Regions from separate parts of the Mus musculus genome. Here region 2 is linked to region 1. A link is a loop called in an ENCODE intact Hi-C map of the cell type or tissue named here. Cell type or tissue: gastrocnemius. All regions are shown on one strand.

Evidence for each region. Peaks named below come from ENCODE experiments on the same cell type or tissue, not always from the same donor. Only the 100,000 strongest peaks of a DNase experiment are listed, where the experiment ranks them.
Region 2: it touches region 1 in a loop (5-fold over the local background); 17 of 42 quality-filtered maps call a loop at or near these places.

The regions. Positions count from the first base shown.
Region 1 is chr10:87,647,289-87,652,288 of GRCm38, reverse strand. No RefSeq gene overlaps it. Among named protein-coding and RNA genes, the nearest start is that of Pah, 130 kb to the right of the region's middle. In gastrocnemius, a CTCF peak has its summit at 3,015 (motif pointing left); a DNase peak (open chromatin) is centred at 3,043.
Region 2 is chr10:88,302,618-88,307,617 of GRCm38, reverse strand. It overlaps a transcript of Washc3 not described here. Among named protein-coding and RNA genes, the nearest start is that of Gm51779, 32 kb to the left of the region's middle. In gastrocnemius, CTCF peaks have their summits at 1,155 (motif pointing right) and 3,086; a DNase peak (open chromatin) is centred at 3,112; H3K27ac peaks cover 1,224 bases.

The DNA of each region.
Region 1 (5,000 bases):
TGATTGGAATCTGACAAGGACTTATTACTTTAAAAACTTTTTTTTCTCAGGCATTTGGTTTTATCCCCTGAATTCTCTTTGCACAGCGATGGAGGTTTTTATCCTGGATGTCTTTTGATCTGTAGCTATTTGTATAGTTTGTGAGCAGCATATTGAAATGGGTTTGGGATAGAGCAAGGAAAGAATACACAGACAATGAGATAAAGAGAAGGAAGAAAAAGAAGCACAAAATTGGGAGAGGGGATGGAATGTCAATTAAGTATAAGATTAGAGGGACTCCAGGCCAGGGCTTTCCCGTCCTTTTGGATGAATGGTGTTTACACAAAAGGAATGATCTTGGTGTCCTTTGAAACCTAATTATGAAGCCTAATTATATTGATGCATTACTGTGCCACCAAAAACATGGGACTGGCACTTTTGGTCTTTCACATCATTTGTCATAACTTACTGCTTTTTGTCACCATGAAATCTCACCTCTATTTTTTTTCTAAGTCCATAAGTCTTTATATCATCCTTCATTCCCCCCTCCCTACTCCAGATGATGTGGACACACCTGACATGTATCCCATGCCCTTCTATGTGAACTACCCCAGAGGTTTCCACTTTGTATCCCTCCTTCTTTACATCACCCTAAACACTTTATGGATTGTGTTAGTTTTGGATAACTGCTTTATGTAATTCCAGTTAATACACAAACCACATATCTCTTGCTTAGGGTCGCTTTTCGGTCATATGCCTTGTCCCTAAAACATAGTATAGACTCTGAAGAGACGACTCAATGGAGCCACTTCTAGACCTTGAGGCTGCACGTCCCATGAATGGTCACTTTCTATATCTCGTGCAAGACGGATGACCATGGCCTTAAAGAAGCCACCTACTTGAGCATCAGGAGGAAGTGGGAAAGGCGAGGAAAAAAGAAATGGGTTTACACACATTGGATTCATGAGGCCAATACGCAAGCCACAGGTCAGTGAATGCACAAGGGAGACAAATTGACAATGCTGGCTTTTTAAGCCATGTCTTAGGTGGCTTCAGATCCTAGGAGAGCATGTGAATTCCAGGAAAGCCAGCCTACAGGCTCTGCAAAAAGGCTTTGTCCTCCGAGACCTGGCTCATAAGATCCAGGAACTGCCCTCTCTCCACATACAGAAGAATGCTGAGAGCTGGGGCCACGTGCCTAGAACCAACCATCCAAACTCCCTGGCCTTCTTTCTTCTGATGGCAGGAGAAAGCACTCGGGTCACCAGTTGGAAAGGGAAAGGATAGGTCACATGGGAATAGCCATGTGGCTAGCTTCATGGGGACAATACAAAGCTGTGTACACTCTCAGTTGGCAAGCAGATTTGCTTGTGTTCAGTCACCTGTGGCTCAGTGGCAGAGTCACACAGAGATGACAAGTCTTTCTGAATGTTTAAGGGAAACAAGACAATCAGAACATACACATATAGTCATTTTTGTTTAATGTCTTTTTTTTAATAGCAAGCAAAATCCAGGTGTGAAGCACATCTGGACTCGAGCCAGCACTCATCACTTCTAGGGTAAGCTTTCACCAAGGAAAGCCACGCTTAACTCAGGGCCTCTAGAATATGGTGGCCATGAACTTGCACTGTTAATTAGGTTCTCCTGTTGCTGGTTAGGACTTCTCCACAGGTCTTTCTCTTCTTAGAAGACAAAAGATTTGACAATACCTGTCTCCAGTCAGTGTAGCCTGTTTGCTGCCAAGCATCCATTCCGTGGTTCTCAATGTTTGTAGTGTATGTTAAGTTTCCCAGAAGACCTGAGTAATAGAGAACTTATTGGGTACTGTACTCAAGATTCTGATTCCCAGCACCTGGGACTGGGCCAGGGAATCTGCATTTCTTACAAACTGCTGGTGACAATGACACTAGGTTTACTGCTGTAAACACTCAAGGAGGAATGGCCACTTTTGATTTCTTTCTCCATAGAATTGACCCTCGGCTCTCATGGTTTCTCACACCAATGTTGCCCACACCAGTCACTGTGAATCTTCCTGGGAGTCCATTTCAACTGCTGCTCCTTTTGAGGGGTTAAATATGTGCCAGCCATTCTTTAAGTAGGACTGGACTAATTTCATTCTTACGATCATACCAACATTAGAACAAAACTGAAACCCAGAGAGAATGAATGACTTGCCCAAGGTCACACAGCTTGTGAACAGTATAGCTGGAGTCCAGATCCAACGTATTTGACTCAGAGCTTGGTTGTCATGTAATTGATAGATCAAGCTGGGACTTGTACGGAAGTGTATGAAAAGACTATTAATGAATGCCACAGGAAAAGACATAAACTAGGACTGTTGTAGGTGAGCCTACATGTAAGGTTATCCAAAGGGAGTTTGCACAGACTCTTGAACCGGAGATAGAGGCAGAATGGCTAGAGTTGGGTATAGTTAAAGAAACACTTGTGTTCATGCAGAAGCTTGTATACAACGGAGTTTATCAGTTTCCACTCTATTTCACCCACCGTTATACTTCATGTAGAGCAAAACAAGGAAAGTCTGCCTGCCTGCCTGCCTGTCTCTGTCTGTCTGTCTGTCTGTCTGTCTCTGTCTCTGTCTCTCTGTCTCTCTGTCTCTCTGTCTCTGTCTCTCTCTCTGTCTCTCTGTCTCTCTCTGTCTCTCTCTGTCTCTCTCTGTCTCTCTGTCTCTCTCAGTCTCTCTCTGTCTCTCTCTGTCTCTCTCTCTCTCTCTTTCCTCCCCTCCCCGGGTTGCTTCCAGTCACAAGCCTGTAGAAATGCAACTTGAGGGCTTAGTCCTTTAGGTATGGAAGTAGAGACATTTTAGAAGAGAAGATGAACTATGGCTTTCAAGAACTTCTGGATTCAGGGATTATGTGCAAAATCCTGCCCATCAGGGTGGTTTTTATATAAGAGAAGCAGCTGTTGGGCCCTTAGCCCTCTTTGATTTACAAAAAAAGAAAGGGTAATCCATCAGATTTTTCCCCCCTCTGTCCCAAGTGCAGGAATTTCTAAAGAGGCTCAACACTACCCTCTAGTGTGCAAAACAAGAAGGCCTGGACCTCAAGGAGCATTTATGATAAAGGCAGCTGGAAGAAGAGATGATTAAGACAAGAGAGAAACGTCTCTAAGACTGCCCCACCTGGGGATCCACCCCATAAAAAACCACCAAACTCAGACACTATTGCAGATGCCAACAAGATTTGCTGACAGGAGCCTGATATAGCTCTCTCCTGAGAGGCTCTGCCAGTGCCTGGCAAATACAGAAGTAGATGCTCACGGTCATCCATTGGACAGAGCACAGGGTTCACATTGAAGGAACTAGAGAAAGTACCCAAGGAGCTGAAGGTGTTTGCAGCCCTATAGGAGGAACAACAATATGAACTAACCAGTACCCCCAGAGCTCCCTGGGACTAAACCACCAATCAAAGAAAACACATGGTGGGACTCATGTCTCTAGTTGCATATGTAGCAGAGGATGGCCTAGTCATCAATGGGAGGAGAGGCTCTTGTTCTTGCAAGATATATAAGGGAATGCCAGGGCCAGAAATCTGGAATGGGTGGGTTGGGGAGCAGGGGGAGGGGGAGTGGATAGGGGATTTTAGGAGAGGAAACTAGAAAAAGAGATAACATTGAAAATGTAAATAAAGAAAATATCTAATATAGAAAATAAGAGTCTTATGGGCCCTCTGAACTAGAAAGGTTCTTAAACATGAAGACCTAAGATGATGCTTCTGATATAGCAGAGCAGTCTGTGAAGTGTACCCTGCAATACCTTCATCCACACAGGAGAATGGGCTAGAAGGACACTCTACAACGTGATACTAGCCACCTCCTGGTCCCACCACAGTAACAGAGTTACTAAAGCTTCCATAGAGATATGGAAAGCTGTGTAGAACTTATTACCTGGACACTGCTGACCACTGAACTCTCCTGTCCTCCAAAGATGCCATGTTACTTGCTGGGCAATTGCTATTGACAGAAACAGAAGAAAGCACTTACCCGAGGACCCTATATGATAGACGCCTTGACACATAGGCTCTGATTTTTCTGCTTTGTTCACTGGAGATCATGTTCTGTAGTAGAGCTAAAACTTAGAATGAAATGACTGGATGATGACTGAATCCAAACTTCTTGTCAGTGGTGCCGAGGCCTGGAGGATCCTGCAAAGCACCAGGAAGCCATGTGACGCCTCCAGCAGGGTGGACAGTCTTCTCTCGGGTCCGTGTGTCCCTTGCACTCTGTTCTCCCCTTCTTTCTCTACCACAGTTCAACTCTATCTAAGACTTATTCCATGAGCCCATCTCTTCAAATTTGCTCATAAACTTTGGAACATTTCCTTTCTGACTGTTGATAAAAATTGCCCTTCTGTCTATTTATAAAAACAAACAAACAAACAAACAAAAACACATAGCCTCCTGCCTATGCACAAGTCAGTTCTAAAGAACACAGGAATGAAAAGAGGCAAAGACCATACCTTGGATGGACTGGCAGTTTCTAGAGCTAGACAAGAATGTGAAAACAAGACAGAGTTACAATTAATCAGTTCTTCTAAGGAAGATCTCTGAAGATGAGGACAGAGGAAGTGATATGCATGCTGCCTTACCGATCATGCCCAGTCATGGTCTCTCCATGATGACAAGTAGTGCCTGCACAGCCTGCCTCATGGTAACATGTATATGGATGGGATTTACTGGTGTTCTTACAACCCTAAGTATTATTTATTACTCGTGCTTTCTTTTACTCTCCTATCTGTTGCTCTAAGACTGAATAGAAACATAAGTTTGCACCTTCAAGCAGTTTACTTAGTGAATTAGTATTTCATTACCCAGTGAATGATTACCCACAATGCCCAGCATACTCTACTTGTACTTCTCTAGTTGTGAGATGGTGCCATTCAAACTATGTTTTGGGCAAGTTTCACTGTTGCGTGGATTTCTTCTTTCACTCCACTAATACTTGACTTATGGAATCCTCTTTATATGACAGACTCTATGCTAAAGAGAGAGAATACAGTCATAAAT
Region 2 (5,000 bases), 660 kb before region 1:
TGCTGGGGATTGAACCTAAAGCTGTATGTATTCCACATAAATTCTCTACCACCGAGCTGCATCCCTGAGGGTTGGGGATGGGGTGTTTTGCTTTGTTTTTGGTACAGGGTGTCTCTAAGTAGCTGTGGCTTGCTAGTCTGGAACTGGCAGAGATCTGGTGGCTTCTGTGTCTTGAATGCAGGGATTGAAGAACGCACCACTGCATGCGTTTGTTTGTTTGTTTTTAGGCAAGGCCTTGATTTGCAATTTAGGGTGGCCTTGAATTGGTGACCATTTTGTGTTGGCCTCCCAAGTGCTGGAATTATAGGTATAAGGATTTAAACCATGCTACGCACCATGGTGTGTGTAGCATCTGAGAGGCTGAAGCAGGAAGTTCAAGAGTTCAAGGCCAGCATGGGCTACACAGGGGACCTTGTCGGATAAAAGAAAGAAAGGAGGGAAAGATGGAAAGAAAGTGTTTTACTAAGGTATTTATTGCTGCTGCAGTGAAACACTATGGCTGAAAAGCAAGTTGGGAAGGAAAGGGTTTAGTTGCCTTACACTTCGCATCATTTGTTCATCCTTGGAGGAAGTCAGGACAGGAACTCCAGCAGTGCAGCAACCTGGAGGCAGGAGCTGATGCAGAGGCCATGGAGAGTGCTGCTTACTGGCTTGCTTCCCATGGCTTGCTCAGCCTGCTTTCTTATAGACCCAGGACCACCAGCCCAAGGATGGCTCCTCCCACTATGGGCAGGGCCCTCCCCCATAATCTCTAATTAAGAACATGCTCTACAGCCTTGCCTAGAGTCCAGTATTATAGAGGTAAATGTTCGGTTGAGGTTCCCTCCTCTTAGACGACTCCAGCTTATATCAACTTGACATAAAACTAGCCAATGCATGAAGGAAGAAGGAAGAGAAAGCAGAAAGAAAGTGAAAGATAATGGAGAAGATGAAAAGGGTATAAGTGGAACAGAAGTGGGGTGAAGGAAGGTGATGGGAGAAGAATATGAGTGGATTATGTCATGTGCACTATGAGATGTACGATGAAACCCATTATGTGCTACTAGTATATGCCGATAAAAATTGAGAAAAGAATGCAGTTTACTTTTTAATATTTATTCGATTAATTTATTTTATGTATATAAGCACTCTATCTGCATGTACATGTATGTGCCAGTAGAGGGCATCAGATCCTATTACAGGTGGTTGTGAGCCACCATGTGGTTGCTGGGAATTGAGCAGCCAGTGCTCCTAATCACTGAGCCATCTCTGCAGCCACAAGAATGAAATTTAAATGGCACTTGAGCTAGTCACTAAGAGCAGGCTGGTGTGGGCAAGTGGCATTGCTCTCTCTGACCCATTCCTTCATATTGCTATGTCAAATGTCCTTGTCATCTGTCTCTCAAGGGACTATCAAGTCCTTGAGGGCAGGCGCCATGCCTGAATTATCTCAACAACAACAACAACAACAATAACTGAAGTAAATAAATAGTTACTGAGTTTCCTTTATATGCTAGCCTTGTGCTAGCCATTCTGTGGGTATTACCTTATTAAAGTAGGGGCTCTCACCTTCCCAATGCTGTGATCCTTTAATACAGTTCCTCATGCTGTGGTGACCCTCAACCATAAAATTATCCTCATTGCTACTTTGTAACTGTAATTTTGCTACTGTTACGAAGCATAATGCAAATATGTGATATGCAGGATAGCTGAGATGAAAGGGTTGAGGACTGGAGAGATGGGTCAGTGGTTAAGAGCCCCAACTACTCTCCCAGAGGTCCTGAGTTCAATTCCCAACAACCACATGGTGGCTCACAACCCTGTGTAATGGGATTTGATATGTCTGAAGACAACTACAGTGTACTCATACATATACAATAAATAAATCTTTGGGTCAACAATATGAAGTAACCAGTACCCACCAGAACTGTGTCTCTAGTTGCATATGTAGCAGAGGATGGCCTAGTCGGCCATCAATGGGAGGAGAGGCCCTTGGTCTTTCGAAGATCATATGCCCCAGTACAGGGGAACGCCAGGACCAGGAAGCAATAGTGGGTGGGTAGGGTAACAGGGCTGGGGGAGGGTACAGGGGACTTTCAGGATAGCATTTGAAATGTAAATGAAGAAAATATCTAATAAAAAAAGAGAGGGTTGAGACCCACAGTTTGAGCACTGTGGGATTAAATCCTCAACATATTTTATCAAAGGAGCTGCTATCATCAGTCCCATTGGCCTCTTAAGGGGGATAAACAGCTTGTCCACGAACACAGCCAGCACAGAGCAGAGATCTCATCCATCCAATCTTTGCTCTTCTTGGACCATGTGTTATTTTGCTTGTGTATCCAGTTGATGTTTAATAAGTATTTATTGAACAGAGAATTGCATACAACAAAAGAGGTTTTTTGGTTTTCAGAACAGAGAACTGGGAACAATTCTCCCTGAAGAGGTGGACCAAACTGAACATGAAAAGGGTCTACTTGATTCCCCAACACAGCTGGTTGAAAGTAACGCCATTTTCTGTTCTACAAACAACCATGTTCTATAGCAGCATGAACACTCTTCTCCCTCTCTCCCTCCTCTCCTTCCTCTCCTTCTCCCTCTTTTTTCCTCACCCCCTCTGTGTGTGTGTGTGTGTGTGTGTGTGTGTGTGTGTGTTAGTGATGACCCCCACCTCCAAGGGAACTCTGTCACCTTCCTGGGACTTCATTTACAAACCGGAGTGACAATTTCTTTACACTTCCTTCTGGCAATGGGAGAAATATCATTTCCCCTTGAGAGATATAAACTACACGTCAGACGCTCTGAAGAAGAGCAGAAAAGAACCTTCATATTTAATATTTATTGAATCCTACTTAACCCAGCATTTCCCAACCCCTTTGCCTTACATAATAATGCTCATAACTAATTCCACACTTTGTCTTTTTTATGTGGCTGGGTGCTTTTGAAGAGGCACTTTCCAGTATCCTGTATGCTCAGGAGATAACCACGGGACGTGGCTTCCAGTTGTTCCTCAGGGATCAAAGCTGCAACTATGATTATGAAATCCTGAGATTTGTTAGAAAGGTTTAAAGGTTCGGCAAATTTACAGGTCATGGCTAGTTTCCTGAAATGGACCACAGGGGGCGCTAGTGGACTGTCATAATGACTGCCACACTCCAGACTTGGCAAGGAAGGGCCAGGCTGGAGCTGTGGCAACCAGGGGCACTTGAGCAGATCCTTTCTCAACTGAATGGAAAGCTACTGAGAACTTGCTCCTATCCCTTTTGGATTTCTGTTTCTTCTGGATGGGTGGTGGTGGTGGTGGTGGTGGTGGAAGAAAGGGACAGAATTCAGAAAAGAAATCTTTTGCCCTTATCCTCAGAGATCAGGTGGGGGGTGGAATCCCATAAAGCAAGACTTTTCATCTACATATCAGTGGCTTGTGCTCACTTTGAGCCAGCTGTGGTTGACCATGGAAGGCCTTATTTTTTTCTTTATAAATTCTTTTATTATAAATTAAAAAGGAGGGCGCAGGGTGTGGTATGCACGACTCTAAACCTGGCAGTCAGAAGGCTAAGGCAGGAAGATGGGGAATTCAAGTCTAGCCTGGGCTACATATTGCTATCCATACAGGGGAGAGACAGATGTCTTTAGAATATACATTTGTTTAAATTAAAAAAAACCCTTAATGTTCTATAACTTTGCTGCTTTTAATGATCTGGCAGGCTATAAGGGGCTTTGGTGCAAAATGGACATACATATCTTTTTATCATCTTTGTCATGTGGCACATATTAATGAAGGCAGCCCAACTTAAACACAATTAACTCATGGAGTGACTTTCCCCCTTTTGGGTGCTAGGGACTTAACTCAGGGTCTTGTGTATACAGGCAAAGTCTCTACCACTGAGTTAACATTCAAGTCCTTCGGAAATACTTAGCAGGCTATTGGTTTCTTTCTGTGTATGTCCTGTCTTCCCAACCAATACTCCCTGAATGTAAGGGTTCCATTTAGGAAGACTCCTTCACAAAAGCCTTTTAAAAGCTTGCCCTCAGAAGAAAGTATAAATGGGAATTGGACGGTAGCCCACAGGCAGAGGCAGAGGCTATGTTCCCACAGAGATAGTCTGTACATGGCTGGTTCAGAGAACTTTTGAGTTTAGAGGATTTTCAACATTCAGTTAACAGCATCATTTCTTTGTATATAGAAAGTGACCAAGGCTCTCAAGTGAGGCTGCTCAGTACCAGCCCTTCCAGTGCTCGAGGTTCTGACTCCTGTTCTTAAACAGGGTGCAACCTCCCAGTACTACAATCGACCTAGTCCTGGGTGTTCCAGAGATTCCAGATGTTAATCTTCACCAGCAGCGAGGGGTGTGAAGCATCACATCACACCCACCAGGGCTCCACTACCCTGTGAAACAACTTGTTTGGACAATTTCATCTTTGTCCGAATGGGAGCAGAAGAGGAAGCCGACGCGGAACACCGAGCTCAGTTGAGGATCTCTGACCAGTCACTACCCCGCTCCTCTCGCAGGGATGCTGGGAAGAACTTGGACGTGACAGAGGAGACAGTTTACACTCTTGGAAAGTTACTGGTGCCTTAGAATTCCAGGAAGTGCTGAATCATAGAGTCACAGACTAGGAAAAGCTTCATAAGAAAAAGATGAAATGAGTATCCGCCGAACACCTTCCATAAAGTGGGGTATATTTTACTTCAACCTCAGTCGCTCCGCTCTGGGTGAGGAAACCGAGAACCACAGTGGAGTAGAAACTTGGCCCCAGTTACTGAACCCGTAAGCTCAGATTTGGACTAGGTTGTCAAATGATGGAGTCATTGCTGGGAACTATTATTATATCAAGGGGTCCTATTTTCACTTTCTGGTTCCAACCGCAGGTAACACAGCACACACTTGTGCGCGATGCCCTCGTCTTTCTTCAGAGCCTTCACTAATAGCAAAGTTCTCAAAGTCACTTGTGAATGTCAAGTTCTCCCTAGGATCTAACTGCAGTCCCTTCAGAGGCACTGCCCTCAGGGGACACGGAAA